Linked DNA regions of Homo sapiens: region 1 is linked to region 2. The links are chromatin loops, found by intact Hi-C in ENCODE. Cell type or tissue: IMR-90. All regions are shown on one strand. Links, peaks and the distances in the headings refer to the core of each region. The heading gives the core; the rest is flanking DNA. Region 1 overlaps KCNIP1 (potassium voltage-gated channel interacting protein 1). Region 2 has its middle 14 kb from the start of KCNIP1.

Evidence for each region. Hi-C counts contacts between places; a loop is a spot of excess contacts. Peaks named below come from ENCODE experiments on the same cell type or tissue, not always from the same donor. Only the 100,000 strongest peaks of a DNase experiment are listed, where the experiment ranks them.
Region 1: a loop joins it to region 2, with 3.0 times the contacts of the local background. A loop is called at or near these places in 2 of 110 quality-filtered maps.

Annotation. Positions count from the first base shown.
Region 1 is chr5:170,545,899-170,560,969 of GRCh38, reverse strand. All of the region lies in intron 1 of KCNIP1 (potassium voltage-gated channel interacting protein 1), which reads right to left. Among named protein-coding and RNA genes, the nearest start is that of KCNIP1, 49 kb to the right of the region's middle. RefSeq lists a silencer at 7,119-7,319 and an enhancer at 8,096-8,665. In IMR-90, for the core only: no CTCF peak of the experiment used is centred there; DNase peaks (open chromatin) are centred at 6,239 and 8,029.
Region 2 is chr5:170,482,676-170,497,746 of GRCh38, reverse strand. It overlaps a transcript of KCNIP1 not described here. Among named protein-coding and RNA genes, the nearest start is that of KCNIP1, 14 kb to the left of the region's middle. RefSeq lists a silencer at 11,295-11,461 and an enhancer at 12,277-12,777. In IMR-90, for the core only: no CTCF peak of the experiment used is centred there; a DNase peak (open chromatin) is centred at 6,106.

The DNA of each region.
Region 1 (15,071 bases), core at 4,194-12,193, 61 kb before region 2:
CTCCTTCTTGTGAGAAGAATAGGCAGTTAGAGAGAGATTAGAGAGAAGCCTGTAGTGAGGGAGAATCTGGGGAGGAAGGAGTGGGAGAGGAGAAGGAAATGGAGGGGAAGAAAAAACCCCACAGAGAGAAGAGCATCTGGGGCGGGGGGAACCAGGGTGGAGGTGAGAGACAGTATAGGACAGAAGCAGAAAGACATGACAAAGAAAGGCAGAGGAGACAGAAAGAGACACAAACATACATAGAGGGGACAGAGGGAGATGAACAGAGAGGAAGAGAGACAGAGGCTGAGAAGCGCCAACCTGTAAACTCAAATGTTTCTTTCTAGATAGGTCTGGAAACTTGAATCTCTGGAATATGCAAAATGCCCCCTTCACCACCAAGAAAGGACCATCCTGGTCCCTGATCCCCGGGGGCACAACACTGCTGTGTGACAGGGGCATGACAGCTCCCATGAAGGAGTCCAGAACCGAGACCTGTGGAGAGAACATGAGATGCCCAAGGTCACGAGGTGAGAGGCTCAAGGTCACAGAGTCCATCATAAGACTCAGATCTTATATTTTCTGGGGCTTTGCCAGGGCTGCCTGTCAAGACATTCTGGCTGTGTTCCTCCAGCAGATCTGAAACCTGACCCAATGCATGTATGCTCTCAGCCAAGAGCCAGCCCAGGTAACAGGTGCTGGGCATGTACGTCTCGCTGGCTCAAGTCATAAGAAAACCAACAAGAATGCTCTCGTGTGCTTTCTGCTGGAAGCCCAGAGGCTGAGAGGAGGAGCTGGAAGACAGGTGGTAGGCTGGTTTAATGAGCTCTGTCCTGCCCCACACTGCCCAGAAAACTGGCTCTTCCTGAGAGGTCCCCAGGTGCCACTCAGTGGTAGCTCCTGAGAAGGTTTAGGAAGCATCTACATTGCACAGCATAATACTGAACATCATCTATGAATCCCCTAGCCCCAAACTTAAGAAGCAGGATAATTACCAAGTAGTTGAATTTCCCCTGGGAGACACAGCCTTATGTATGTGGATGAGGAATAAGCAGGAGGAAATTTGGGAGAGTGAGAAATGTGGTCAAGGTGTTGAAATGGTGACCAAGACGCTGTCTAAGGTTCAGGCTGAGGAGCCTGCAGCTTTGAGTTCTTGCTTGGTTGTGGGCATCTGCCTACCTTGAGGCAGCTTTATTCAGACCCCTGACACATCAGGTTAACAGCATCACCATTGCCAGGCAGTTAACATTTACCAATGCCCTCTCAGAGCCTGGCCAAGAATGCAGAGGATGTAGAGGTGAAATGTCCAGAGGGTGTTTTTCAAGGAACCCAGCCTAGAGGGGAGAACTGAGAGTAAACAGATCCCACAGCACACAATACCCCAAACAATAGAAGAGGGGTACGTATGAAGGACCCAAACATAAGACTCAGCCTGGAGCAGTTGAAGTTTAACAGAGGAGGGGATTTTTGTGCTGGACTTTGAAGGATGAATAGGAGTGTGCTTAGAGGACAAAGGGAGGGTGGGCCCATCCCAAGTAGTAGATAGAAAAGGCATGAAGTTACAAAGTTTGAAGAACTGGGCATGTTTGCAAACAGTTCGTATGCTAGATACTGGGGAGGAAGCCAAAAATGAATAATACATGTTTCTGCTTTGTAGGCGATTTGACATAAATGGAAGTAACTAATTATGGGTTTATTGTGATAACTTACATAAGAATGATATACACAATGCCTTGGGACTAGAAAAGTAGAATTTTTGAAAAAATGCATTTATCTTTACCTCTATCAAGTTTTCTAGAGGAGTTTAGGTGGTAAGACAGAGGAATTAATTCAGTCTAGAGTGAAGGTGGATGCTGCCTTGAGGAGTGATGTTGAAACTGGGATTGGGAAGAGGATTTTCAACAGTAGTTCATACAGCTGCCAGATACAGATACTGTGTAGCCTAGAGTAGAACTGACTAAGAAATACTTGAGATGCCTGCCTCGGTTGGAAGAGAACAGAGAGAACATTATCTTTTTTTGATCCTCTTATTTCACAGGTGAAGAAACTGAGGCCCTGGGAGGTGATAGGGACTTGTTTGAAGCCACTCAGTTTACTAGGGGCTAAGAAGATATAGTCCCATATGTCAATTGGCAATTTCTGGGTTTTAAACAACTCTGGGGTTTATAAGCACTTTGTTTTATTGTATTAGATTTCTGTGTCACGGCTGATGCTCTTAAGGATTTCTGTTTGTGCTTTTCCAGTTCATTAAAACATAATAATAGACCGGGGGACCATTAAAGTTTAAATTCCCTGAATCAGCACTTGGCTGCCTCTTTTTGGGAAATGTACAGGTGGGTTGAACGGCAGCACCCAGGTCACTCCTGGCTGGTCCCAGGGGCTGCACAGCTGCTGGGATGCAGCTTCCAGAGAGCCCAGTAGGGTCACTGTGAGAGCGCTTCCATGATCTTAGATGGAGTCAGTGTCCACTCCCATTCCACCTCGATCTTTATCTACAAGGGAGCTTGGTGTCCCACCTGTTCAATGATGCGGCTGGAAGAAATTGTTTCCTTAGGTCACAACCAGTTTAAACCTTCTTTAAAAAATTAATTTTTTATTCTCTTAAATTATTTACTTTTGGAGACTGGGTCTCACTATGTTGCTCAGGCTGGTCTTGAACTTTTGGGCTCAAGCCATCCACTCACCTCGGCCTTCTATGTAGCTAGGATTACAGGCACTTGATGTAATTACGGGCTCAGTTTAAGCCTTCTGACCTTAGATGGCAAAAGCAGTTTAAATGATGAGATTCCTTGATCGTGGGTGGCACTTTACATTAAAGTTCATTGTCACATTACCTGGGGAGGGGAATGTGATGCTGCCATTTTATAGAAACTCAGGGAAGGAAGGGAGCTTGGCTAGGCCAGGGAAGGGCAGAACTGAGACTTGTCACCCAAATCCCGTCAAGTCCTCTCTCCTAAACCAGAATGCCAATAATTTCCTAGTAGACCACAGCCAGCCTCAGGGCTGAATATGGAAATAAGTGCCACCATAATAAAAGTAACAATTATTTAAGGCCCAGCAATGCGCCAGATGCTGTTCCAAGCACTCTACCTGTCTCCTGTCATTTAATCTTCAGAACAACCTTATGCTAGAAAACTCAAAGTAAGCCCACATTTCTCACTGTGGCTTCAAAGCTCTCTATGATTTGACCTCTAGCTACTTCTCAACCTCATTCCTACCCATCTTCTCCCTGTCCCTCCACTCCAGACACTCGGGCACTCTTCCTATTTCTCAAGCTTGTTCTCTCCTCAGGGCCTTTGTACAAACTGCTTCCTCTGCCTAGAAATGCTCTTCCCTGATGGTCATGTGGCTCAAATAGGATGTTGTCCACGAGGCCTTCCCTGCTCTCCACTGGCACTATCTGACCATCCTCTAACTGTTTGTCTTGGAGAGGATGGGACCCACACGATTCATTTCTGGGTGGTTGACCCCAAGCACAGAGCTTGGGACACAGCAGGAGGCTCAGCAAATGCTTACAGCAGGAGGCACATGAAGAATGCAGGGGGAGGCAGGAGAGAAGGAGGGAAGGGGAAGAAGGCATGAGGTACTGGAACCACTTCTCCAGGCCACACCTCTTTGAGATGACTTCGCAATGGACCCATCTTCAGGAGAGAAAGTTGTCTCAGTTTATCCATATTTATTCCAGAAAATAGCCACCATGCCTGGATACTGGCTAACATGTCTGAGCACTCACCATGTGCCAAGTCCTTTAAATGCATGAATTTGTTTCATCCTTTTGACAACTCCATAAGATGCATGCCTGTATTAGCCCTGTATTGCAGCTGAGAAGAGAGGCCCAGGGGTGTTGGGTCACTTTGCCAAGGCCACACAGTTAGTAAGTGGCAGAGCTGGGACTGGAGCATGGGAGAAGGCTTAGCTTCAGAGTCTGTGCACTTAATCTTCCACTCCACTGCTGAGGGAGGCTAAGGGACCTGTTCAAGGTCACACAGCCAGCATATGGAAATGGTGGGATATAAACTCAGGCCTGTCTGACTCCTAAGGCAGAACGCCCACACTGTCCTACCCAGGAAAGTTTTAACAGGCCACATCCACAATTGGAATCCAGGCTACAGACCAGCAAGAATTCCCTGATGTGGCAGCTAGAGCTGACTGCAGAATGAGGGTCTAGAAATACTCTGGTGCATTGAAGGTGGGGCCTCCCAAGTGCTCCTGTCTTTCCTAATCACAGCTAAGGTTCTGGAACAAACACCCAGGCCTCATTCACAAAATGAGCTATCTGCAGATGGGGCTGAATGGAGACCATCGGAAGAGACACTTTAGATTGTCAGAGCTGTGCAGCTGGCTCTAGCCTGCTTCCGGGCCCAGCTGCCACATCCCACCTCCTTCTTTCTTCCTCTCCCCATCCCTGTCCTTGTTCCTCTGCCCCTCTTCCCTGTTGACATCGGCTCCCACCCCCCACCTCCTGGAGAGGAGAATCCATGCAGAGAGAGCTGGGGTCCCTGACCAGAAAGGGAAGGGAAATGCAGACAACACCTAAAGGTGCTTACAAGGGCCTTCTGGGCCAAAGGGCACACAGTGCAGGACTCCAGGAATCTCCTGAGCCTGGCATCTCAGATGCATTCTTCCTTGCTATCACCCTCAAATCATTTCTTGCAGCTCCTCCAAGAAGAACTTGAGTTTGGGAACCCCTGGAACACAACCAGTAAGGAGGGTGGTTTTCTAGCACAGCGATTTTGACAAACTGTCAAGACCAACTGGCCTCACCCCTTGTTTGCTGTTTGACATGGGGGATGTGGTTTAATGAACCACAGCTTGCTCATCCATCAAATAGGGATAATAACACCTACTTCATAGGATCTTGAGAATGAAATGTACGGACGTGGTTCCTGTGCATAATCCCGTGCCTCGTACATATTTTGTGTTCACTAAACGGTTGAGTTGTTGTGATTGTCATTGTTGCAGTGGGCCAAAGGTTTTCCTAGCAGGCTGGTCTATTCTGGCCCACAGTGGGGCAGGAGGCTGGTTCAGAGGGTACCTGGAAGCCAGGCTGGGCTTGGGTGGTGTTTCCTTTGCATTCGCTTTCCTTGGCAATTTCCTCTCATTACCTTGTGTCCCTGTAGCCCTAGGTTTTCACGCCCCAAATTATAAGACAGTCTCAATAACCAGATACGTCACCATTCCCGAGGCTGCCTCGGTTTTCCCAGGGCTTTAAAATATGCCATCTCAGTTCATTTCATGAAGACTCTGTGGGACAGACAGGGACATCCCTGTTTGACAGATGAGGGTAACCTCCTTAAAGAAGTTTTGGGCAGCACAGCAAGGGAGAAAGCACTTGCTCCTGACATGGCCAGAACTTTCCAGCACCCACAAATTGTTTGGGGCAGAGCATGAGGGCATGTGTGCTCTCCCTGAGCCACAATGCTGTAAAGTAGGAAGGGAAGAAACCGTGGGGCCAGCTAGCTCTTGGTCGGAATTCTGAGGCCACTGCAACTGACTCTGCAGCTTCCTCACTTACAGCCTCAGTTTCCCTATTGGTAATATGGAATGATAACACTGACCTGGCAGTGCTATTGAGAAGATTAAATTCAATACCAAATGGGCACATGGTAGGTGCTCCATTCATGCTGGCTCCTGGAGGGGTAACTTCTGTCTTTTTGGAGGGCATGGTGCCCACCTCATTCCTTCTGCCCCCAAAGATCCTCCTTGGAAGCTATTTCCCATGTGCATGCAGCAAGCGCTCTGAAATCACCTCCACGATGCTGTCAAAAAGTAGGCTGAGCGCCCGCCTGCGATCTCCTGAGTAATGGCTGAGCTCAGTCTCGGTCTCGCTGGGGAACTGAGACAGGCAGTTGTTTAGTGGTGGAGCAACCAGGAGCCTGAGTACTCTTGTTCTGAGAAGATGGGGCTGGGAACGAACGTGATTCTGCTCCGCCTGCCAGCAATGAGGGATAATTACAGTGCTTGTCAAAATAAGATATGGAGATAGAGCCCATTCCTCGCCAGCCAGCTTCTCAAATCCCCTGGGACTTCCTGGTCTAATTAAATACCTGGTGCAAATGCTGGTGTCAGCGACATGTCTGGATTAAAAGCCCACCCTAAATGGAGCCAGGATGAGTGTATCCCCCCTTTCTTCCTAACAGGCTCTGGGTGGTGCAGAGCAAAGGGGTGGTGACGAGAAGGGGAGAAGAGGAGAGAGGGAAGGAGAGCATGACACATACAGGAAGAGAACCGATAAACAGAGTCAAAGGAGGCTCTGGCAGACGGATTACATGGAGCATAAAAAGAATTTCCCAACTGGGAAGCATGCCTGCAAAGACATTTGCTATCTTAAGAAAAATAAATCTCACATCCTCGAGTCTGGCCATGGCTGGTGAATCTCCACTTGGGGAAGGGCGGCTCAGCCCCAAATCTGGCTTCTAAGACTCTTCAGGTGCCTGAGATTCCGTCTGTCATCAAGCCATCTTCCCCCACTCTTCTGGCCTCAAGAGCTGCTCCCTCGCTTGCCATCCTGGCCCAATTTTATACACAGTCCCATCCTTTAATCCTCCTACAGAATGGCTGAGCCTGGCTGCAATGTTAGACAAGACTTAACTAAAATCCTGGAGTGACAACCAGAAAATAAACATCGAGCAAGTCTCGAATCCGGATAAGCTGGCATGCAAAATGTACCTTCCTCTCGGAGGCTCCAGGGAGCTTCTCATTCTTCTTAGTCTTCACCAACCCAGTCCCCATTCTGGGCCACCTGCTACTGATCCCAGACCTGGCATCTCAAACTAGTGCCCCCTGGGCTGGATTTCACCCTTAGATAATATTTTCTTTGGGATACACACGATTTTTAAAAAATTAAAAAAAAAAACTTTGCATGGCATCTGTCCATCCAGGTTCTTATGAAAAATCAGAAGAGCTGGCCATACAGGGCCACATTTCCACAGGCATGACCAACGGGAGCTGCTTTCCTTAGACAGGACATGTAAGCATGGACATTGTCACACCAGTCTAGGCCCTAGAGTGTGAGGGCAAGAGCCATGACATTGCCTTTCTGCCTTGTCCACCTGTATGTGCTAGATATTGAGTTGGATGTAAACATCTCACGGACTTTCTCATGTGAAGGATGAACCCGGGTCCACACACATCTATCCATCCGTTCACTCAACAATGTTACTGAGGACTTCCTCTGTACCAGGCACTGTGCTAAGCCTGGAGACAGAAGGTTAAACAAGATAGGCATCTGAGGTTCACCTCTTCACCCCAGGTTTCCTGTTTGAGGCCCTCTCCTTCTTACTTGTAAGGAATTGCAGCTAGGAATGAAAGGCCAGCCCTTCCTCTGAGGTGAGTCTTACCGTCGCAGACCCCAGGATGACAATTGTGCCACAGAACAGCTCACCCACACCTCTGGGCGTACAAGAGATGCTCCAGCCCGCTGAGGAGAGCTCTTTCCACTGTGCCAGCTCATGAACAACCGAGAGCAGGTGGTATCATGTACAGCCTAGAAGAACATGGATTCTGGGTCAGTCTGCCTAGATGTAAATGATGGCCAGTGCTACCTTGGAGAAGTTACTTTGCCTTTCTGGGCCTCAGTTTTCCTCATCCATGAAATGGGAATAATGATAGTTCTGACCTTCTGAAGTGGCTATGAAAATTAATATTGGTCAAGTGATTGAAAAGTAGTAAGGGTGTTATTTAAGGATATGATGAATAAATAAACAAGAACCAGGAATACACAGGTTTCGACACAGGGGTACAGGTCACATGATCTCCAGGCATCCTTCCCTGTTCAGGATTTTATGATTCGACAGAGGTGTCCCTCATGGGGCAGTTGTGAGGATTATCCAGAAAATGCCTGTGGTGTCTGGCCCAGAGTCTAGGTCACGGGAGGAGGTGCTGCTGGGGTTACGATTTTCCCCTCCTCTCTCCCCCAGGCACGGGCCGCAGCTTGCTGCTGAAGCCTGAGGCCTCTGCATAGCCTTGGGAGGAATTCCCTGCATATCAAGCAGCTGGGAGCTGAGGGTGATGTCATTCTTTGGGAGCCCTCCAAGGCTGGCTGCTGGGGTCCTGCGGGAGAGGAGGGCTGAGTCTCAGGGAGTCTAAGCTCTGGGCCCCACTCATCGTCAGCGTCAGCTGGCCTGGACAGCTCCTGACTGCCTTTCTGGGCCACGCTATCTCCTCCTACAGTTCCTGCCCTGCAGCACGGCTGAACTTGGGAAGCATCAATCGGAGCCTGTCAGTCCTGCGTAAGCCCTTCTAGTGGCCTCCAGTTGCACTCAGGATAGAATCCACTTCCTTCGCTGGCCCCAAAGGCCCTGTGCGGTCTAGCCCTTGCCTTTCCTACCACCCTCCCTTTCATTTCCTGCATTTCCTGTGGTCCAACCACAACCACCCTCACTCCCCTTCTCCCTGACTGGTCTGGAGCAGCCTTCCATCTTCCCCCTACCTGTTATGGAAGCCCGAACACAAACGCCACCTCCTTAGACAGTCTTCAAGGATTTCTGAATTTAAAGCAGCCCCTCACTCCTCCACACTCCCCTCCTCGTGGCCTCCTGCTTTCTTTCCTTTGGATCCCTTCTCGTTTCTCCAAATGATCTTACTGATCTGTTTACTTGGTCATTGTCTGACCCATGCCCACTGTCAGAGCAGCGGATCATGAATTCCATGAAAACGCAAACTGGTTCTGCTGTTTGGGTCAGCTCTTTATTCCCCAGCTCCCAGCCCTGTGCCTGGCCACAGACTTGCAACAAACATGTGTGGCCTCAATGTGTGAATAAATGAGTTCATTTATTTCAGACGCCAAGAGATGTGGCCTGGTCCTCCCAGGGCCCAGTGCTGTGTTGAGAGACCTGTGACAAATGGCTGTAATTTTTATAACTTCATGAAGACTGGGTAAAGGCAGCATCCTCGATCTACGCAGTAGGGGACTGGTCCTCCCTCCAGCCCATCGTGAACATCGGCATGAACACACACACACACACATTCTCTCTCACACTCACACACACATACGCACACAACACACGCTCACACACTCAAACACATACACACACTCAGACACACATGCACACTCACATTCATACGTGTACTCATACATACACACACTCACACACTCGTACACATTCATATACACACACACACTCAAACACACAGTCTCACACATGCACTAACACGTACACTCAAACATCACATACTCACATTCACACACATACTTGAACATACACACACTCACATTCATACACCTACACATACACACACACGCATATACACACTCAAACACATGCACTCATATACACAGTCACACGCCACACATACACACTCTCATCCACACTCTCACAACCACTCACAGTCACTCAAGCACACACACACATGCACACACACACACACACAGCTACCTTGGCAAGAACAAATGCTACTGTGTGGTGAAGGAAAGAGAATGACATTTGCTTTCAGACTCATCTGGATTCCAAACCTGGGGAAGCCCTGGCCCAGGACTGTCAAGAAAGGTGTGGGCAACACAGAACCTGGGAGAAGGGGGCTCTGGTCTGCATAGCTGTCACTCCATGGGGGTGCATTTACCCTGCACGTTTGCAACAGTTGCCCATGTGCCTTCAGTGTTCCACTCTGGGAGGGGGCTGGCAATGAACCGTAGGTCAGATGTGGTATGTTCCCTCACCACAGACTCAGATAATAACGTAATCTTAGAAGTGGTGAGGGTTATACAGATAAATGGAGAAAGCATTGCAGGAACCTAGGCAAAGGAACATTGCAGTGCATTCCAGGGTGAGATCAGCCAAAGCCCCAGAGAGGCTCTCACCATTGAGCTGGACCCTGAAGGATGAGTACATGTCTTGCTAAAAGACAAGAAGGAGAAAACACAAGTAGAGAAGAACACAAAAAAGGCATAAAAGTGTAAAAGTGCACGGAGTGAGTGAGTGCGCCTGTACCCAGACTTAAACTTTAGGAAGCTTACATTGGCACAGTGTGGAGACAGATTGGAAGAACACACACTGAAAGAAGGTAAATGAGATGAGGGGGCTGTTGAGAAAGGTTAAGCCCTGTTCCAAAGAAATTAAAGGATGAGCTTAAGAGTTAGTTACTTATGAAGTAGACTCACAGTTCTTGGTGGCCAATTGGCCATAGCATTGAGTGAAGGGAAGGAGTTGCAGATTAAACTCTATCATCATTGCCATCACCAATATCACCATCACCACCATTATCATCAACCTTGTCATCACCATTATTGTCATCATCATCACCATCATCATCATCATCAGTACTGTCATTATCATCATCACTGTTACCATCATTGTCATCACCATCATCATCACCAGTATTGTCATTGTCATCATCACTGTTACCATCATTGTCATCACCATCATCATCACCATCATTGTCATCACCATCATCATCATCATTGCCATCATCATCACCATCATCATCACCATCATTGTCATCACCATCATCATTATCACCATCATCATCATTGCCATCATCATCACCATCATCATCACCATCATTGTCATCACCATCATCATCACCATCATCATCATTGCCATCATCATCACCATCATAATCATCATCGTCATTCCTGTTAACATTCACTGGATTATGAATCAGGCACTTTTAGAGGGATTGTTTTGGGAGGAATTCTCAGATCAATAAGAGATTCTGCAAGCCTTAAAAACCACCCAGTTTCTTATCTAACAGTCTTTCCTAAACTTCCTTTCCTAGATAAACTTTTTTCTGTTCCAGAACCAAGTGTGTTTCTGCTTGGTCTTCTTTATGGTCCTCTTGAGGGGTACAGTTATGTCAATAAATTTTGCATCTCCCAGGCTGGATACAACAGCCAACTGCCCAGTCAACTTCCCAGCTCTGGGGCCTGTTCCACGGCTGTGATCCAACAATTTGAGGGGCAGCTGGATTCTAGGCACTTGCTACTTCTTTCTTAATGCCTCCACGACAGTCCAATGCTCCTACAAGCTCCATGAGACAGAACTATATCTTTTTTATTCACCGATGTATACTCAAAGTGGTAAGCACATAGTGGACTTTCAGCAAATATTTGTTGAATAAATCTTACTTTCTCTATAATCCACATTTAAATGTTCATTGACAGCATACAAATATCTGTGACAGTAGTGAATTCTACCCAAAAAATGAATTATTACTCCTCCAAGTTCCTTCTATTTCTGTGGTCACACATAATTTGAAAACACCGAGTCAAATAAAATTAAATAGGCTTCTTTATTGCAGGATTTCTTAGAGCCTTTAATGTCTAATATACTTCGTGAGTTTCCAAGAGAAGTTTCAAGCATATAATATTTCTTAAGCATATTTCAACATAAAGGACTTTTCATGGTCTAGTGTTTCAAGGAACATACTTTCAGAAACACTGTTAATGGGTTAAATCAAGTGTTCAATGGTTTCATCAACAGTAAACCTGCTATCATCATCCCAGATTTCCTTAATTATACTATTAATCTGGTTAAGAGACAGATGATAATTTTATCAATTAGTTGCATAAATGCCAGTTCCTTAAAACAGAGGAGGGGGGTTGAGGGATGGTGAATTACCTGTTGGGTACAATGTACACTATATGGATGATGGGTACACTAAAAGCCATGGCTTCATCACTGTGCAATACTTCCATATAACGAAACTGCACTTGCACCCTCAGAATCCATATTTTAAAAAAACGAAGGAGGTTTTCTCAGCCAAGAGCATTATCATGGCCTAGGACTGGAACTAACTTCTCTTTGCTTTAAAAAGAACTTAGGAATTTAATCCTTGAAACTCTGGATGAAAGTTTAGGTTAACCAAGGCTCATGTATAGCATACGCTTTTTCAGCCCAGGTGAGATTTTTTTTCATTAGAGTAAATATAGCTTCTTATGAGAGGATCCCAGGCTCCAGTGGACATGGAGTGAAGGCAGAAGAGCTTACTTTTGGGTGTTCAGAAGCCAAGCAGAGACCCCCATCCCTCACAGTGACCGTGAGGTCCCTAGTGTACTACTTGGCTTCTCCAGCCCCAGCCCCCATGCTACAGGTACCAGCATCAGGGTTCTCCCATCTAAAGAGGTTCAGGATGGCTTTAGCTGAGGGCAAACATGAATTCAGTGACTCCGAAAGCAGGGTGCTAGTGAATAGGTCCACTGCCTTTAAATAATTAGTTATACAAGAATTAATTATACACTGATGAGTCTCCTGGCCTCTGATGTTAACCACAAAATATGCTTAGAAACCCAGTAGGTAAAACCCAGGCCCTACCAAGTGGGAAGAGGTCCCAACATAAAACTTGAACCTCAAAGAGCTAGACCTTTAATACAAAGGTGAATGAGAAGTGAACTAACACAGAAAACCTGTCTGTCCTGACTTTGGTACTAGGAAGGTGGATGGGGAAGGAAGGAGCCTCATTTTCTTCAAGAATTTGTAACCATATGTGAGCTCTCACATGGGTTTGTGGTCTGAAAAACCTCAAATGAAAATTTTAATTGAAAATGAACTTGGGTTGTTACCTCTCTTGAGTTATTAAAAGGTGCAAACACAGTACTTTCCGGAGAAGTGAAATTTTAATTCATTCCTCTAATAATTATCAAGGATAAAGTTCTAAAGAATATTCACTGTCAACAATTGTAAAACACACAAGAAAACAAGGTACTGTGAGATAAGGCTTGCAGGAAAAAGAGATAGCAGAATCTGATTATTAAAGCTTCCGATATTAGAATTTTTATTAGCACAGAAAATGAGATGGCAAAATTTATATGCTTAATGAAATAAAAGAGGTTTGAACATTTCAGCAAGTAATAAGACACTATAAAAATGTCTTAGCAGATTTGAAAAATAACCATATAGAGCATCTAGAAATGAAAAATACATTAGTTCAAAATTTTAAGTGAGAAATGCAAATCAAAACCACAATGAGATACCATCTCACACCAGTTAGAATGGCTACTATTAAAAAGTCAAAAAATAACAGATGCTGGCGAGGTTGTGCAGAAAAAGGAGCGATGTTATACTGTTGGTGGGAGTGTAAATTAGTTCAAACATTGTGGAAGACAGCGTGGAGATTTCTCAAAAACCTAGAGACAGAAATACTATTCGACCCAGAAATCCCACTACTGGGTATATACCTAAAAGAATGGAAATTATTCTATTATAAAGACAGCTGCACGCGTATGTTCATTGTAGCACTATTCACAATAGCAGAGATATGGAATCAACCTAAATGTCCATCAGCAATAGACAGGATAAAGAAAATGAGGTATATATACACCATGAAATGCTATGCAGCCATTAAAAAGGGGATTATGTCCTTTGCAGGAACATGGATGGAGCTGGAGGCCATTATCCTTAGCAAACTAACACAGGAGCAGAAAACTGAATACCACATGTTCTCACTTATAAGTGTGAGCTAAATGATGAGAACACAAGGACACATAGATGGGAACAATGCATACTGGGGCCCACCAGAGGGTGGGAGGAGGGAGAGGATCAGGAAAAATAACTAATGGATACTAAGCTTAATATGTGGATGATGAAATAATCTGTTCAACAAACCCCCATGACACATATTTACCTATGCAACAAACCTGCACATCCTGCACATGTACCCCTAAACTTAAAATAAAAGTTAAAAAAAGGAAATTTTAAGTCACAATGGACAGATATAGATGGAGCAAAGAACTAAGGAGACAATTAGTAAACTCTTAGATAGTTATAAATAAAACAAGCTAGAGAGACAAAGATGGAAATAATGGAAGACGATGATAAGATGTGGAAGAACAATTCCAGAAGATGAAAGTAACATCACAACCTGTGACGGAGAAATATTAAAAGTAGTTAGAGAGAAAAGTTAGACCATCTACAAATAAATAGCAATTAGGCTAACATCTGTCTTCTCAACAATAACAATGAAAGCCAGAGGCAGAGGAATGATATTTTCCATGTGTCAAGAGGAAACAATTGACCAACTGTAAATGAATACTTAGTGAAATTACATTTCAAGAATGAGAGCAAACAAATTTTTTATGTTTGAATAAATAAAACAGGTCCTCACAGAGGAAATTCTAAAAGATGTGGCTTAGTCAGAAGGAAAATTAGCACAGATAGAAAGTCAGAGATTCAAAAAGGAATACAAAGCAAATATGTGATTAACTCTAAATTAATATTTATGTGCGAGTGACTCTAAATATTGCTGTATATATTAATAATAATAATGTCTAATTTGTTGACTTAAAAATAACAAGATAAGGTATTGCTTCCAGGTAAGATGTAGTAGATTGTGGCAGGCTGACTCCCCTACTGCAACAACTATTAAGAAAAAAAAAGAAAAGCCGCAAAAATAGAAAATTTGAAGACATCAGAAAGCTGTGGAAATGAGGACAAAGTGGGTCCTCTGTAGGCTGATAACTCCTGACAGTTTTCTTCCCTGTGGGCAACTGCTGATTCTGGACGTGGGTTGAGGACTGGCATTGGCCCAAGCAGAGGTTGTCTACTGGAGAAAGCAGAAACCAAGCAGCACTTTTGGCAGTTGTGCAGGGCTGGCATGATGGATTGGAAACAAGAGAAGCCTGAAATATAAGAAGCCAAGTGACTGTTGGCTTTAACGCATAGGACACTGCTAAGTGCTCTATGCAGCTCAGGTGGCTGGGAAATGAGGATGGAAGGTTGGAATGAAATTTCTGCTAAACTCACGGGACTTAGGAGACAACATTCCATGAGAGAGAGAAAGGGCCTGACATAAATCCCTGTTTTTCCCCTCAAGATATTTGCCAGATTTTGAAGATAGCCAGAAAAGCTCAAAACTTCTAAAGAGCAGGACTGAATCTCTTCAGGCTTTTAGGGCTGAGGAGACAGAGACTAGCTAGGCTCCCAGCCAAAGCCATGAAGACCACACAAGGAAATGGGAAAAGCCAGAGGTGGTCGATTCAGTCTTTCTCAAACTGCAATCCTCTTAAATTTCTGACTAGACTGAGGTCATCAGCCTTCACCCTGACTCTCCAACAGAGGAAAGGGGGAAGCTGCTCTGGTGGAATGTATCAGCTGAAACCTCCACAGTTCTTTTACATACAATGTCCAGCTTATGGTCAAAATTATGAGGCATGTGAA
Region 2 (15,071 bases), core at 2,296-10,295:
GGGGAAGGATATTTCTGGAGACCAGGGAATTCATGGGTGCCAGCACTATGCTTGGCGCAAGGCAGATATTTCATGAATATTGATCAAATGGCTGTCTGGGGGTGGACAGAAGGGTGGATTGAAAGGGGACGGGTGGTTAGATGGATGGATTCAAATATGTTCTAACAAACTGTAAGTATCTGATAAAACCTGTGAACCTTTTCCCCCAGAGTTACCATGCTGCATGAACACATGCTCATGCTTGGTGTAGAATTTCAGACTCTCCCCAGTGAAACACAGCCTTGGACAGTTGGTGAAGAAACTTTGTCCTAAGGAGGAAAGGTTATGGTAAAGGATTTTATCCATTCATCCCTTAGCTGTGTGCCTTTAACTTCACTGATCCTCAGTTTCAACATCTATAAAATAGGTACAATAATTACGCCTATGTCTTAGGGTTGCTATGAGGATTAAATGAGTGGAAGCATTTAAGTGCTTTAGTGTGGTACCTGGGAGGTTGCAAGGCTCATGAAAAAGGCAGGTCATTAACATAATCACTAATCTTCATTCAATCATTCATTCACTCATTCATTCATTCACTCACAACTTTGTGAGGGCATCAAGTGAGTGCCTCCTGTTCATCACACCTGAGCAGGGCTCTGGGGCTCTCTGCAGAGGTTGATGCTCCCTGCATTAGGGAACTCACAGTCTCAGGGCACTTAGATAAACAAGTCACTATAACATCCCAGACTTCACCGAGATCCCTCTCTACCTCTGCTGCTGAGGGTCAAAGGCACCAAAGTCCTAGATACTCGGCAAGATCAGGGGTCTAGATCAGACTAGGAGGGTAAAGGTCATGGTGGAGAAATCAGGGTGGAGCTGGGTAGAAAGGGATGGGAGCTGGAAGGAGTGGAAGTGAGACTTGAGCAGAGCAGGGCTGAGGTGGGGTGAGAGTGGCCCTGGGCAACCGCATTTCCGGGCCACAGTGGTGAGGTTGAGGGTGGACGGGTGAGACTGAAATGACGGGGGCAGTGGAGACAGATGCTGTGGTTAGAATTCCTTGTCTTTCTAAAGTGTGTGCAAAACATGGATCCATAATCTCCTTGGGTAAATGTCCAGGAGTCAATGGTGTTTCCTCCCCTGCTTTAGTCTCCTGAGGTGATAGAATAATTGCATTAGCAGTGGTGACCTCTGTTTATGGAGTTCTTACTGTGTGCCATCACATGCCTGATCTCACTTAATCATTTCAATAGCCCCATAAGGAAAGACTCTCATTGTTTCCTGTTTTATAGATGAGGCAGCTAAGGCACAGAGAGGTTAAGCAACCTTCCTGAAGTCACAGTGAATAGATGGTGGAGCTGGCCTTGAACTCAGCTGGTCTGACTCCGGAGCTCACACTCTGCATGTAGCTCCAAGTCCTCCTGCTGCTCTTGCCACTGACTTCTAGCACTGTTTCTCTAGGGAGGCAGCAGTTCACTGGGGACTCAGAGATAGGAGAGATGGATGCACATGGGAGGGACAAGGGTCCCCAGCCCTTTGAGTGGTGGATGATGCTCCCACCCATCCTTTTAGTGCCTGGGGGCTGCAGCTGTGATTATCAGCCTGCCAGGGTGCACGCAGGGTCTTTCCCTCTTCGGCTCCTGCAGCCTGAAGACCCTGAGGAAGTGAGCAGGGAGGGGAGGAGGGAACAGTAACCCTGCCGCTGCCTGATGATTAGTAATCATGCCAGTGATGAGCCGATGAGCATGCCCCTGACCCTGCACGGCCCGCTGAACATGTCAGAGCTGGCTCCGGGCTCCCAGGATCTCCGCTCCCAGCATTGCTGCTGCTGCAATTGGAGCCTGAAAAAGGAAGAAACCCAGGAAGAGGGAAGGAGGAAGGAATGGGGGAGAAAAGAGTCTCAGCTGCCCTCGTGCTGAGGACTGACTCTGGGACAGGGCCTGCAAAAATGAGGCCACATACAACTGAGATATTAACCGGGGCTCCTTCTGTTATTTCCTGTGACCACACAACCTGCCGCACATTTGAGCTGCGGCATTCACTACCTGTGGCAGAGGTGGCACGGAAACAATGGTCACATCTTGGATTTTGAGATGAAAGGCCTGGAAGAATATGTGACTGGTTGGAGGGCAGGAGCAAGAGGGGTTTGCCCTTGTCCTCCACCTCAGGCAGAGTTCGAGGGTTGGTGGCCTGTTTGGCACTGAAACCCCAGACTTTGGCGGAATGTGGGAGCTGAGAGCAGACCCTGGCTTTTCCAAAGTGGAGCCTGGGAGAGTGAACACAGCCTAGGGTTCCCCTCTAAGGCCTGCCACCTCTGTGTGTAGCAGGAGCATTGCACAGCCACTGACTTGTGTGTCTTTTTCAGGCAGGGGTTCCTGACCTACCTCTCCTGGGCAAGTCCGGTAAGGAGAAGGGGAATCTTCCCCTGCACCCAACAGTGGTGCGGTCCAGGAAACCCTCCTAGAGCCTGGGAGGCCCCAGCTGCGACCTGAATGGCACAGTGACCACAGAATGCACAGGAAGCAGAACCTCTTGGGGTGCCTTTCTGTAGGAATGGTAGGGCTGCCCACCAGAGGTAGAGCCCACTTCAGGCTCCATGCTCCGTAAGCCCACCCCAAAACATTCAGGCAACACTGGGGATGGGGCATCCTGAACTGATTGAGGGTTCTCTGCCACTGAGAGGAATGGGAACTTGGAGTAGAAATTAAGTTCAGTGATTGAAGCAGTAAGCAAAGTAACTTTCTGGTACATCAGAGTGAGTTACCTGAAATTCTTAGCTATTCATAAAATGATCCTCACAATGCCACTGTGGCAGGTACTTCTCTTTTCTCCATTTTATAGACTAGCAAACTGAAGTTCAGAGGCATGGTGTAATTCGCCCAAGCCACAAAGCTTGAGTGATCTGTAGAGTCTGGGTTTGAACCCGATCTCTCTGCCTTCAAATTTAATGCTTTTATCCACTAAGGAAGGAAAGCAGATGGGAGCAGTGGAGGGAAGAGAAAGAACTGGGAGGAAACAGCAGTATTGGGAAGAAGAGGTGAGGGGACGGGGAGCCTGTCATCCTCCCTCCCAGGATGGAGTTGGTACTGGGTCAGAGAAGAGTGGCTGTGAAGAGCTTTGGTCTTGGTTTAGAGGACAACACAGGACGTACGCTGGTGGCCTGGCACATAGATGGCCAGGTGGAGGGAAAAGGATGAAGCAGCAGTTCCAAGAGCCGTGGCATTCGTGTAGCAATTATTACCTGGGCCCCCAAGAGCACCACCTTTCCTCCCAAGAGTGCCTGTGGGAACCTCTTCCTGAGAGGCCAGGCTGGCTCTCTTCTTCCCTCACTCTACATGGAAGATCCCTTTCCAGGCTGCCACAACACACTACCTTGACTAGAGCAGTCCTTCAAGCCGAGTTCTTTTTCTGTTGCTCCTTCTTGCATTGGGCTGGCCTGTATCAAGTGAAGGGGTTGGGCACTGTAGCTGGTGCTGGGGGGAGCTAATTGACAGTCCAGGGCACTCTTGCCCTAGGCTGGCATTTGCATGATCCATTAGTATTCGTGCCCACAGCTCAGGGCTGCTCTGGATGGAGGACACTATGCAGATGAGCATTGAGCAGGGTGTGCAATGAGAAATTGATGTGGTTTGCTGGGAATCAAGGCTACTGAGTGAGGAGACTGAGGAAGGCTGCAGACCTGAGACTGGGGCTTCTCACCTGGTTCCCACACTGCCAGTCCCTGGGGTATCTGCTGTCTGTGATGTATGGGCTCCCAGCCAGTCCCTCCAACAATTTAGCCAGCAGCCACCGGGCCCCTGCTCTGCCCCACCTGTCCTGCGATGGCACCAGGGAGGCAGTGAGAGATGAGGTGGGTATGGTTCTGGCCCTTAGAAAGCTCACAGTTCCGTGGAGAGAGAGTGGAGTATGCACTATTTGCAATCAACCAAGAGGTCACACCAGCTGAGAAGAGACATTTAATTAAACCTGGGGAAGGAAGAGTGGGGCATGGGGAGAGGGCCAGGCCAGGCTTCTCAAAAGAGGAGATGCTTGAGCAGGGTCCTGAAAGATGAATCAGAATTTGCCAGCCAAACACCACTCTTAACACATGACTTTGTTCAGTGTCCTCTTCCTTAACCAACTGCAGAGGAGTCACGGTCTACTTCACTCTCATAAGGGTGCCCTGGTGAGCTGACCAACAATGCTTCACTAACCCCATCTATGGGCTCACCAACCTGCAGCTGGAGGGACTTTGGAGAAAGCAGGTCCAGCCACCATGGTGACTTAACTCGATAATGCCTGTAATTCATGATTGAAATGAGCGACTGAGTCACCCAGAGCAATGGGATCTTCCTAAAGATCTCCAGGGATGGAACCTTCCTAGCTTCTATATGCAACCTATTCCAACTTCTACGCAGATCTAGGAAGTGCTTTCTAATATCTCATGAATTTCTGCTGAACTGAAAAGCATTGACTCTTACTACTCCAGGAAGAAGGGCATGGAATACCTCATCTGAGAACCCATTGTGCAAGCTGCCAGAGCCACACAAAGCCCTGAGTGTCCTCAGTTCAGCATCAGGGTGGGATGGGGGAGCTCGCATTTGGTGGGGGATACAGATACAGATAGTAAACAAAACTTTCTACCACAGAAACCAAGTGGGCGGGACTGGTGGAGGGCTAAGGGATTTGACCTGCACCTCAGGCTCTGATTCTGACTGTGCCCATCTGTGGTGTCATAGAAAGGGGCCGGGGGAGGTGGCTTACGCCTGTAATCCCAGCACTTTGGGAGGTCAAGGTGGTTGGATCATGAGGTCAGGGAATCAATACCATCCTGGCCAGCATGGTGAAACCCCGTCTCTACTAAAAATACAAAAATTAGCCAGGCATGGTGGTGGGCACCTGTAGTCCCAGCTACTTGGGAGGCTGAGGCAGGAGAATCACTTGAACCTGGGAGGCAGATGTTGTGCCACTGCACTCCAGCCTGGGTGACAGAGTGAGACTCCGTCTCAAAAAATAAATAAATAAATAAATAAATAGATAGATATTTGGTCTCTGTCTCCCATTCCTAGCACAAAGCCCCTAAAACCCTTGGAGTTTCCCGAGTGATGAGGGTATAGGAGCATCTTTTGTTCCAGTGAGGTGACTCTTGGTGAGCCTTTGATAGCTTCAGGATTGGGCTGGTCACCAAAAAGACCAAGCCTTGACTGGAAGCTTGAGACTTTCAGCCCCATCCCCAACTTCTGGAGAGAAGGAAGAGGCTGGAGATTGAGTCAGTCACCATTGGCCAATAATTTGATCAATCATGCTTATGTAATTGAACCTCCATAAAAACCCCTAAGCACCAAGATTTGGAGAGCTTCCCTGTTGGAGAACGCGTCCAAGTGCTGGGAGAAAGGCATGCCTGGAGAGGGCATAGAAACTCGATGCCTCATCCCCCAACCCCATATCTTGCCTGATTCAGTCATTTCATTTGGCTGTTTCTGAGTTGCATCCTTGAAAACAAACCAGTAAACATAAGTAAAGTGTGTTCCTGAGTTCTGTGAGCTTCTTTAGCAAATTATTAGACCTGAGGAAGGAGTCTTAGGAATCCTTGACTTATAGCTGGTTGGTCAGAAGTACAGGGGGTCTGAGACTGGCCACTGGTGTCTGAAGTGGGGGCAGTTTTGTGGGACGAGGCCTTTAACCTGTGGGGCCTCTGCTAACTCTGGATAGTTAGTGTCAGAACTGGATTGAATTGTTGGGTACCCAGAACTGGTGTCCGAGAACTGGAGAAAAGTCGGCGTGAGCAAGAAAAGAGAACTACTCAACATTATTATGAAAACTCAGAAAGAGTCTCCCCAGAAAACAAGGGCTCCTCTAGAGTTTTACTACTGGAAGTCAGAGGGCCTTTATATGCCATCGAGCTGGGCCCTATTTTCACAGACGGCCCACGGAGGGGCGAAGTCTGTTTAGCAAAGCACAGAGAGACAGTGACAGAGCTGGGACTGCAACTCAGGGCTCTGGAAAGTTTCCGGCATATTTAAAATTCCCTGAGTTTGCTGTAACTGCCAAGACCTCCCCTGTAGGTCTAGATGCACATTTACTCTTGGCTTCCTGTGAGGCACAAATGAGCACAGGAAAAGGCCTCTGTCCAAAAATGTTCCTTCTTCCCCTTTACTAAATGCCCTTAAGATGACGTAATATCACATGAAGCTTAAACCACAAATATCTGGAGGAAGTTGGCACTGACCTGGAATTCAGACTGAAGTATAAATGACTGATATTATACTGTGAGCCAGATTTGCTAGGTAAGTGATGAGGAGGAAATATGAGCACTGGAGATTTGAATCCTGTTAGAGGGGTGGGAGATGTGGGCGGGGAGAGTAGCCTGAGGCCTTCAGTACATCACCGAAGCAGGTGTATGTGTTTAAAAATAGTATGAGTCCTGGCTGGGAAAGTCTGCACTAGGTAACCTTGTTTTCACTTCTGCTAGAATGCTACTTTGTGTGGTGCATTCATTCATTCATTCTTCATTCATTCTTCATTCATTCATTCATTCATCTACCATTGATATTCACTGCACTCCTGCCTGTGCCTGCCCCTGTTGCAGTTTCCAGGATACACTGGTGACCAAGATAACATTTTCTCTGCTTCATTCTCAGAGGGAGGGGAGGTCCGGACTGACAGTGATAGGTAAGCAAACAAACGAATCAGATCATGTCTGATGATAGCAGGACTCTACACTTGATCTTAGCCAAAAACCAAGAGGTGATGGTGATGTAGCACCCTAAACACAGTGGAAGGGCCAACTGTATTAGGGCTGAAGGGATCAGCCTGAGAAAGAAGGCCTTACAAGAAAAGGAGACTGATTGTGAAATTTGAATGACAGAAGTTACTTGTGTTTAGGATTTGGGGCGAGAGAACTTGAGGTAAAAGAAACAGCAAGGCCTACAGCCTCACAGAGTGGGCTGGGTGTGCTCAAGGTGCAGAGAGAAGGGGATGGGGCTGGGCCTAGGGAGCTTGGGGAGAGGTTGGAGAGGAGACAGAGGCCAGATTACAGCGGGCCTGTGGTGCTCCGTGAGGAGTGTGGATTTTATAAGCAGAGTAGTGAGAAGTCATGTGAGATTTTTTAATAACCTTTTCTTTTGAAAGGATTATAGACTCACAGAAAATTCCCATAATAATACTGAGAGGCCCTTGCACCCTTCACCCAGTTTCCCCCAGTGGTAACATCTTAGGGAACCACAGGACAATGTCAAAGTCAAAAAACTGACATTGGCATGGTCCACACACCTTGCTTGGATCTAACCAGTTTTATATGCACTCTTATGGGTGTGTGTATGTGTGTAGTTCTGTGTCATTTTATCACACACATAGATTTGTGTAAACACCACAGTCAAGATACCAACTGTTTCATCACCACGGGGGGCTCCCTTGTGCTTCTCAATTGTAGTTGCCCTACCCCCAGCCCGTCAATGTGGGAGAATTTCACACAGTGAAAGCAAGGGTGAGAGCAGTCAGCTGGGTCAGGGACATGGCCTATCCAACTTTGGATGTCCCAGAGGCCTTAGAACAAAGTAGGTTCACCATGAATACAGATGATTTTGAATGCCTTCACTTTGCAGGGGAGGAGCATGAACAGAGAGTTTAAACAACTCAGTCATGGTCACACAGCGCTTCTCATGGCTTACTGAGTATCTCAATGTACATGCAGGTATTGGCTGGAAGGTAATGGAGAGAACCTGTTGCCCCCACCTTGAGCCCTCTCAGTCTCATTCACTGGGGTGGGGTGGAGATGAGTGTGCTGGGAGACTGGTGAATGTCCTTAACCCTCAAACCCTGGAGCTCATCTCCTTCTTGCAGCTGCCAGGCTCATTATTCCCTGCACATGGCAGATATCCCAGGGCCGCCTGCAGGCATGTGGGGCTTGGGGCAGTTGGAGGGCAGACCTGGGGGAGACCCTCAGTTCTCCAGTTTCTTTGCTAGGGACCCAGTGGCTAAGTTTACTTCATGAGGCTGGAAATAGGGCATAGGTTTTAGCCTCAGGCTTCATTCCCCAGGATAGCTCCCGTCAGTTGTAAAGGGGGTAACTTCTGCCCTGAGCCTCCATTTTTTCTCAAATTGTTCATGGGAGAGGAGTATGAGTGATTGCTACCTTTCAACTTCAAGACCAAGCACAGTTCTGGGTCCAGAATGCCTGCTGCAAATAACATCACAGTTGTATTTTGCGTGGTCTGCTCAGAACTGTCTGAAGGTGTGGGTGCACACCAGTGGGAGGAGGCAGGGGACCAAGAGAAGGGGGTCTAGCAATATGGAGAAAGAAGGAGAGAGGTCAGGGGTTGGGGCAGCCCTGGGGCCTTTCCAGGACACTGAGGGAGAGGAGAAGGGCCGGCCCTTGCCCAGGGGCCTCCTGCACGAGGCCCTTACCTGCAGGACAGCCCTGGCCAAAGTCTAGCGGCAACCAGACAGTCTCATTCCTTCTCTGCTGACAATGTGCAAATCTTGATTGCCTATAGCATGGCTTTCTCCTTCTCAAGGGAAATTTCTGTCTGTTTCTGCCAGCAGTCCTCCATCTTTTGGGGTAAGTGCCGAGGTGACAGATGGAGTCATCGTCCCCTACCTCTTCCTTCAGTGCCTGCAGCCTCCCAGGCTGCTCCATCACCATTCCGGGGCCATTGGGTCAGCCTCCCCGCCTGGCTGGTCTCCTGCCCTCTGGCCTCCGGGGGAGAAGGCACATCCTTCCTCTCTAACACTAATGAAATCTTCCTTCTGCTCAGAGCCCGAGTGGGCTCGGGGTCAGTACTCTTACCTGCTTGGCTCAGCTCTGCACTCTGGCTTGGTAATTACACCCCACACCTCACTGTAGTCAGGCCCCGGCTCAGCTTCTCTGCACCGTCACCGGGAATCTTAAAAAGTCCTCTCCAGGCTTCAGGGACTGTGGGTGTGTAAATTCTCTCCCTTCTCTGGGTCCTCTGCAGGCCTGGCATTTGCTCACGTGGATGCTCCCCCCAGCACACACACTCAAGACACCCTTCCCCGGGCTCTGTTCCATCTGGCTGAGTCCCAGTCCTTGCTCTTGGCTTCGCTCATGTCATGCGGCCTCTCCCCCAGGGAGCCTTCCTTGGTTTACTTTACAGTCTCTCTCTACCTTCTGAGACCAACATGTGGTGCCTGCTTGCTTCTCGGAGCTCTGAACACCCGCTGCTGGGAGCACTGGGCTTTGTACCTTGTAGATGCATACACTAAATTGTGAATGGATGAGCAGATGAACAAATGAATATGTAATTATGTGTCTATCCTCCTCCTCTGATGCTTAACCGTATGTTACTTTGTTTTGCTTTTTCACTGCTTCATAGAGAGTGATGATGGAAAACCCTTGAAGGAAGGACACTTTTCCTACATGTGACTACTCATTCATCACCCAGGCTCATCCAGCAGACCTCATCTGCACCAGGCATAAGGACACAAGGGAACTCATGAAGCATGCCTCTGCCCTTCGAGAAGCCCTAATCTCAAGGCTCTTGGCCCTTCCTGGGATCCTTTTGAAGATCTGATGAAACCCTGAACTCTCTTCCCGGAAACACAAGCACATCAAATGGTAAAAATATGGGGTAAGTGTCAAGAAGCCCTGAAATCATAATTTAAGAACTGCTGGTTTGGTGAGAAAGAGAAGCAAGTTGATTAGGCAATTTTAATATCTTTTGCTAAAGGCTATTCCAGGAGGCACCATCAGCTTATATTGGGGGTTCACAGAAAATAAAGTGATTGACTCAGTTTGAGGTGGGACAGGGTGCTTCTAGTAGGTGGGATCAAGGAAGATATTTCAGAAGGGCTAACTCTTGAGGAATGAGTGGAAATTTATGAGGCAGTCAAAGGGAGGCAAGGAGGAAGGTGAACCAGCATGAACAACATGCAGACCAATGTGTTTATTGGTTGCCAGGAGCTGGGAGGAGTCAGGGTTTTTTTTCTGGGGCAAGAAAAATGTACTGTGACTGGGCCGTGCGCAGTGGTTCATGCCTGTAATCCCAGCACTTTGGGAGGCCAGGGTAGGTGGATACCTTGAGCCCAGGAGTTCGAGACCAGCCTGGGTAACATGGCCCCTGTCTCTACAAAAAATACAAAAATTAGCTGGATTTGGTGGCATGCGCCTGTGGTTCCAGCTACTCGAGGGGCTGAGGTGGGAGGATTGCTTGAACTGAGGAGGTGGAGGTTATAGTGAGTTGAGATCACTTCACTGCACTCCAGCCTGGGTGACACAGCCAGACCCTGTCTTAAAAAAAAAAAAAAAAAAGTTCCGTGACTATATCGTGATGATGATGACCTTGTGAACATGCTAAAAACATGGAATTGTGCACTTTAGAAGGGTTCATTTTATGCTACGGTATGTGAATTGTGTCGGTTAATTTTGCGTGTCAACTTGCCTAGGCCATAGTACCCAGTTGTTTGGTCAAACACCAGTCTAGATGTTGCTGTGAAGGCAATTTTTTCAAAGAAATTAACATTTAAAGCAGGAGTCTTTGAAGAAAGTGGATTACTCTCCATAATATGGGTAAACTTCATTGAGTCAGCTGAAGGCCTTCAGGGAAAAAGACTGAGGTCTCTCCCAGGAAGAAACAATTCTGCCTGCAACTTTTCCCTAGGCTTCTTGCCCTGCCAATTTTGAATTTCCCTTGACTACTTGCCCTGCCGATTTTGAATTTGCCAGCCCCTACAATCATGTAGGCCAATTCCTTAAAGGAAATCTCTTTCTCTCTCTAGATATATAGATATGTCTGTGTGTGTGCATGTGTGTAATATATAATAATGTGTATAATATATATACACACACATCCTGTTGGTTCTGTTTCTCTGGAGAACCCTGACTAATACATGAATTATACTTCAACTTAGAAATGTTCATTAATGAGGGATTAAATAAATTATAGTGAGACCATAAAAGACAAGTACACAGGCGTGTACCAGTGTGGTGTGCTCAGGGTGGCAGGTACAGGCTGGGGAGGAAAGAAAGCTGGCTGGGGCAGGCAGGGCCCAGACAATGGCTAACCTTGACTATCAAGCTGTGGCCCTCTCTTGCCTGCAGGATAGCAAATCTTAGTTGGGTTATTTTTGATTGCAAAAACCAGAAACTGACTCTGGCTGAAGAAGCTATGAGAAGGGTATGGGGCTCACACACCCAGAAAATGCTTAAGAACCAAATCCAGAAACTGGCAGGAGCCAGGGAAATCCCAGAAATCTTGGCAGCAGGAACTCATTACTTGGATTTCTTAAGGATAAATCAGTTGCCACCACTTTTTGTTCTTGATTCCTCTGGTCAAAATGCAGGATCTCAGGAAAGACAATGTGATTGGTCACATGTGAGTCCACGTGCCCAACCCTTGCACCGGAGTGCAAGGCAGAACCCCTTGTTTGAAATTTCTGCCAGTTGGGTGGTGTCTGCGGCTGCTGCTGGGAAAATGGGGAGTAGAGGCTTGCAGGTAGATCAGCTGGAATACATGGCACAGGTGACACTGGAATCCCTGACCTGCTAATGAATGAAAACAGGGCCTGATGTCCACTGAGTTGAGCAACAGGGCCTTTGTTACTGCAAGGACGTTGTCCCCACCTCCGGCTGTGTTAGGATCACAGAACACCTGTCACCAGGGAACAGAGCTTTTTCGCAGGTCCCTGATGTTTGTAGCTGTGTGACCTTAGTCAACACGCTCAGCCTCTCTGAAATGCAACATCTGGGGGAAAAAATGAAAGAAAAATGAAGCAAAAAGAAGAAGAAGAAGAAGGAGGAGGAGGAAGAGGAGAAAGGTAATGTCCTCATCTGTTTGGGACAGGCCATTTTACGCACCTTCTGGGCTTCTTAGGACGATAAAATGAGAAAACGCGTGGGGTGACGTCTGGCCCAGCGTCTGATGATTCAAATGCTCTGTCCCTCCAGTCTTGATGATGCTGAGTCTAGAGGAAGGGCAAAAGCAGCCTTTTCCAGTCTGTTTTCAATTAGTTTGAGCCCAGCTGGGGCTGGGGCTGGGGCTGGGGGTCCTTGGGCTGGGCTGGGTTGATCTTTCCTTGGGCTCCCTATTTTCTCCTCCTCCTTCCTGTGCCAGGCCCAGAGGCAGCCTGGAGGCCTTGGCCTTCCTCTGAGATCATGTCATCAGCAGCCCCTCTCCCTGGCCCCTTTGGGAAGGGAAGTGAAGCTCAGCCCTGAGAGGCGGAGGGTGGGCCTGGTGGAGACTCAGAGCTGCCCTAGCTCCCTTGATGATTCCTGGAGGCACTTCGCAGAATAGGGTTTATGAATCCTCATGACCCTGAAGGTGGGCCATGTGTCTGTGTGTGAGTCTAGGCATGCTGTTGACTCACAGGGCTCAGCTCTGGGCCACCAGCCACCCTCCCCGTCCACACCCTGGGCCCAGAGCTGGGCTCTGTGGGCTTGAGTTTGGGATGTGGAGAGGTGTGGTGAAGGAAGGAGCAAAGGTTTTATCCTTAAGAAATCCAGCTGAGGGAGGGAGGATGGGACTCCCTTCCAGGCCCAAGACCAGAGGCCCAGGCCAGGCCAGGGTTGTGTAGGGGGATGAAAGACCTAGATCTGGCTGGGTGCGGTGGCTTACACCTATAATCCTGGCACTTTGAGAGGCCGAGGCAGGCAGATCACCTGAGGTCGGGAGCTTGAGACTAGCCTGACCAACATGGAGAAATCCCGTCTCTACTAAAAATACAAAATTAGCCGGGCGTGGTGGCGCATGACTGTAATCGCAGCTACTCAGGAGGCTGAGGCAAGAGAATTGCTTGAAACTAGGAGGCAGAGATTGCAGTGAGTGGAGATTGCGCCACTGCACTCCAGCCTGGGCAACAAGAGTGAAACTCCATCTCAAAAAAAAAAAAAAAGAAAAAAGAAAAAACAAAAAAAAGAAAGACCCAGCTCTGAGCCCACTGGGTGTGGCTACAGAGAGGGAGGGTGGCAAATGGAAGAAGATGTGGAGAGGGCAGATAAGTGAGCCAGAGACACGGAAGGAAGAAGGGAGAAGCAGAACGCAGAGAGAGGGTGGAAAGGTGGAGGAGGGTTTGAGAGGCAAAGGGCGAAAAGGAGCCTGGCTAAGAGAGATTTGGGAAAGGAAGAGAGGGAGAGGGAAAGAGGGAGGAGAGAGAGAAGGGGAGGGGGAAACGGGTAGAGAGAAGGACATGTTGAGAGGAGAAGAGAAAGAGAATGGCAACAGAAAGAGAAGAGGAAGAAAAGACGAATGGGTAGACAGAAACAGAACAGAGCAATGGAATGAAAAAAGGAGAGACAAGGTGGGGAGCACACAGCCTTGGAGGGAGAGAGGATGCCAGAGGGAGGCCCGGCAGCCACCAGGCTCTTTCCAGCTTCCCCAACGTGCGATGGAGGGCGTGCTGGCTGGGAGTCACCTGCCAGCCTCCTGGAGGGCCTGCACCTGATCAGCTTGTTTTCGCCATCTGAAGCTCTAAATGGTCTATTATCACAGAGAGAGCTCTTCACGTGTTTCCTCCCACCGCCGCCCCCGAGGAACACGTGCTGTATTTGTGAGGTGACTCATCTGGCTGCCACAACCTCTGGGATCCCAGGCAGAATGCACGTTAGGAGTTCACCTTCAATTGGCCACAGGGCGGAGGAGACGAGGCCTCAGTGGGGAGAGGGTGTGGAAGGAGCAACTTGGATGTGCCAGTCTTCTATCCTGTGGGGGTCGGGCTGATGCAGATGGCCAGCGGGATGCTCTGTGGGGGGATGGCATGATGTGAGTGCCCCCTGCTCCCTGGTGCCTTTTTTAGGCTGCCAGTCTCACCGAGGGACCTGAGAACTTGTCTAAGAAATTCCTGTTTCTCTTGGCAGCAAAGTGATGAGGTGGAGAATGGACACTCTCTCTCCCTTCTGGCCACAACTCAATTCCCCCAGGCTGTCTAAGTGCATCCTACTTCTCCTTTGTCACATTCATCAGTCATCACGTCACACTCATTGTGAAGTATTCTCATTATCATTGCGTCTTGCATGCCAGTAGACTGAAAGCTCCCTGACTGCAGAATGAACCAACGAATGAACCTATTTGCACCTATTTGGGAATCTACTTGCACCTATTTGGGAATCTACAGATGCTGCGTTTTTATCCCATGGAGGTATTTTTGACAACCATAAGGAAGGTGAAGTTCAGAGACAGGCAGCCACTAACTTGCAGGATACAGCTGTAAAGATGAGTGGGGGATTTAACCAACCCAAATGTGACTGATTGTAGAGTTGTCCCAACCATCTGGAACCTTGCGGCCCCACACAGATCACCATTGACATGCATTACCCAAGTTATGGAGTGATTGGTACTCTCTTCTTGCATGTTAACCCAATACAACCAGCCAGATATCCTTAAAGAAAAAGAAGCGAGAGGGGCTGTAGCAGACAGGAGATGTGGTCTTAAAATGGAGAGGATGGCTAGGTCCACTTTAAGGGGATTTAGAAGGTGACTGCAGATCTGTGCAATATCCCAGTGATGGTCACTAGAGAGTGCAGGAGTTGCATCTCCTCCTGGGGAGGGAATGTTGGCTTTCATCTTTTTAGTCCAAAGGTCCCCAGCCTGGGATCACCCTAGGGTGTTCCCACCACCCTGGGTTCCTCTTGCCTCATAGTTACCTATGATTTTCAGGCCTGGATGAGAGGCAGGGCGAGTGAGCTCCATGGAAATACCTGTCTCCACAGCCTGCAGGTGCACACACGTACTGCCCAAGCTATCCGGCTCTGCGGGCCCCAGTTCCACTTTTGACTCCATCTGTCCTTGGAAACAAAAGGGAAGAAAGGCTGTTTCTTCCACCTCATACTTTAATTTAAAATTTAGGCTATGTTTTCTAGGGATGCATGGAATCTAGTCATGACCTATTTGAAATACTGAAAGACCAGATAAAACCTCTCAGGACAGAAGGGGTGGGACAATAGCACCAAAATGCTTCTCCTGATAATTGTCCCAAACTCATACCTCTAAACATCACCAGCGCTGTTTCAGTGGAAGGCAGAATTGGTGGAAGAAGGCTGTGGAAGTTATTATAATTTTGGAGCTAATAAAAACCTCTCTCAGACAGGCTTGGCCTTGGACGTTACTTGACTCCCACAGCATACCAGATGAAATCTGGTCTCTGGGGACTTTTAAATCATCAAT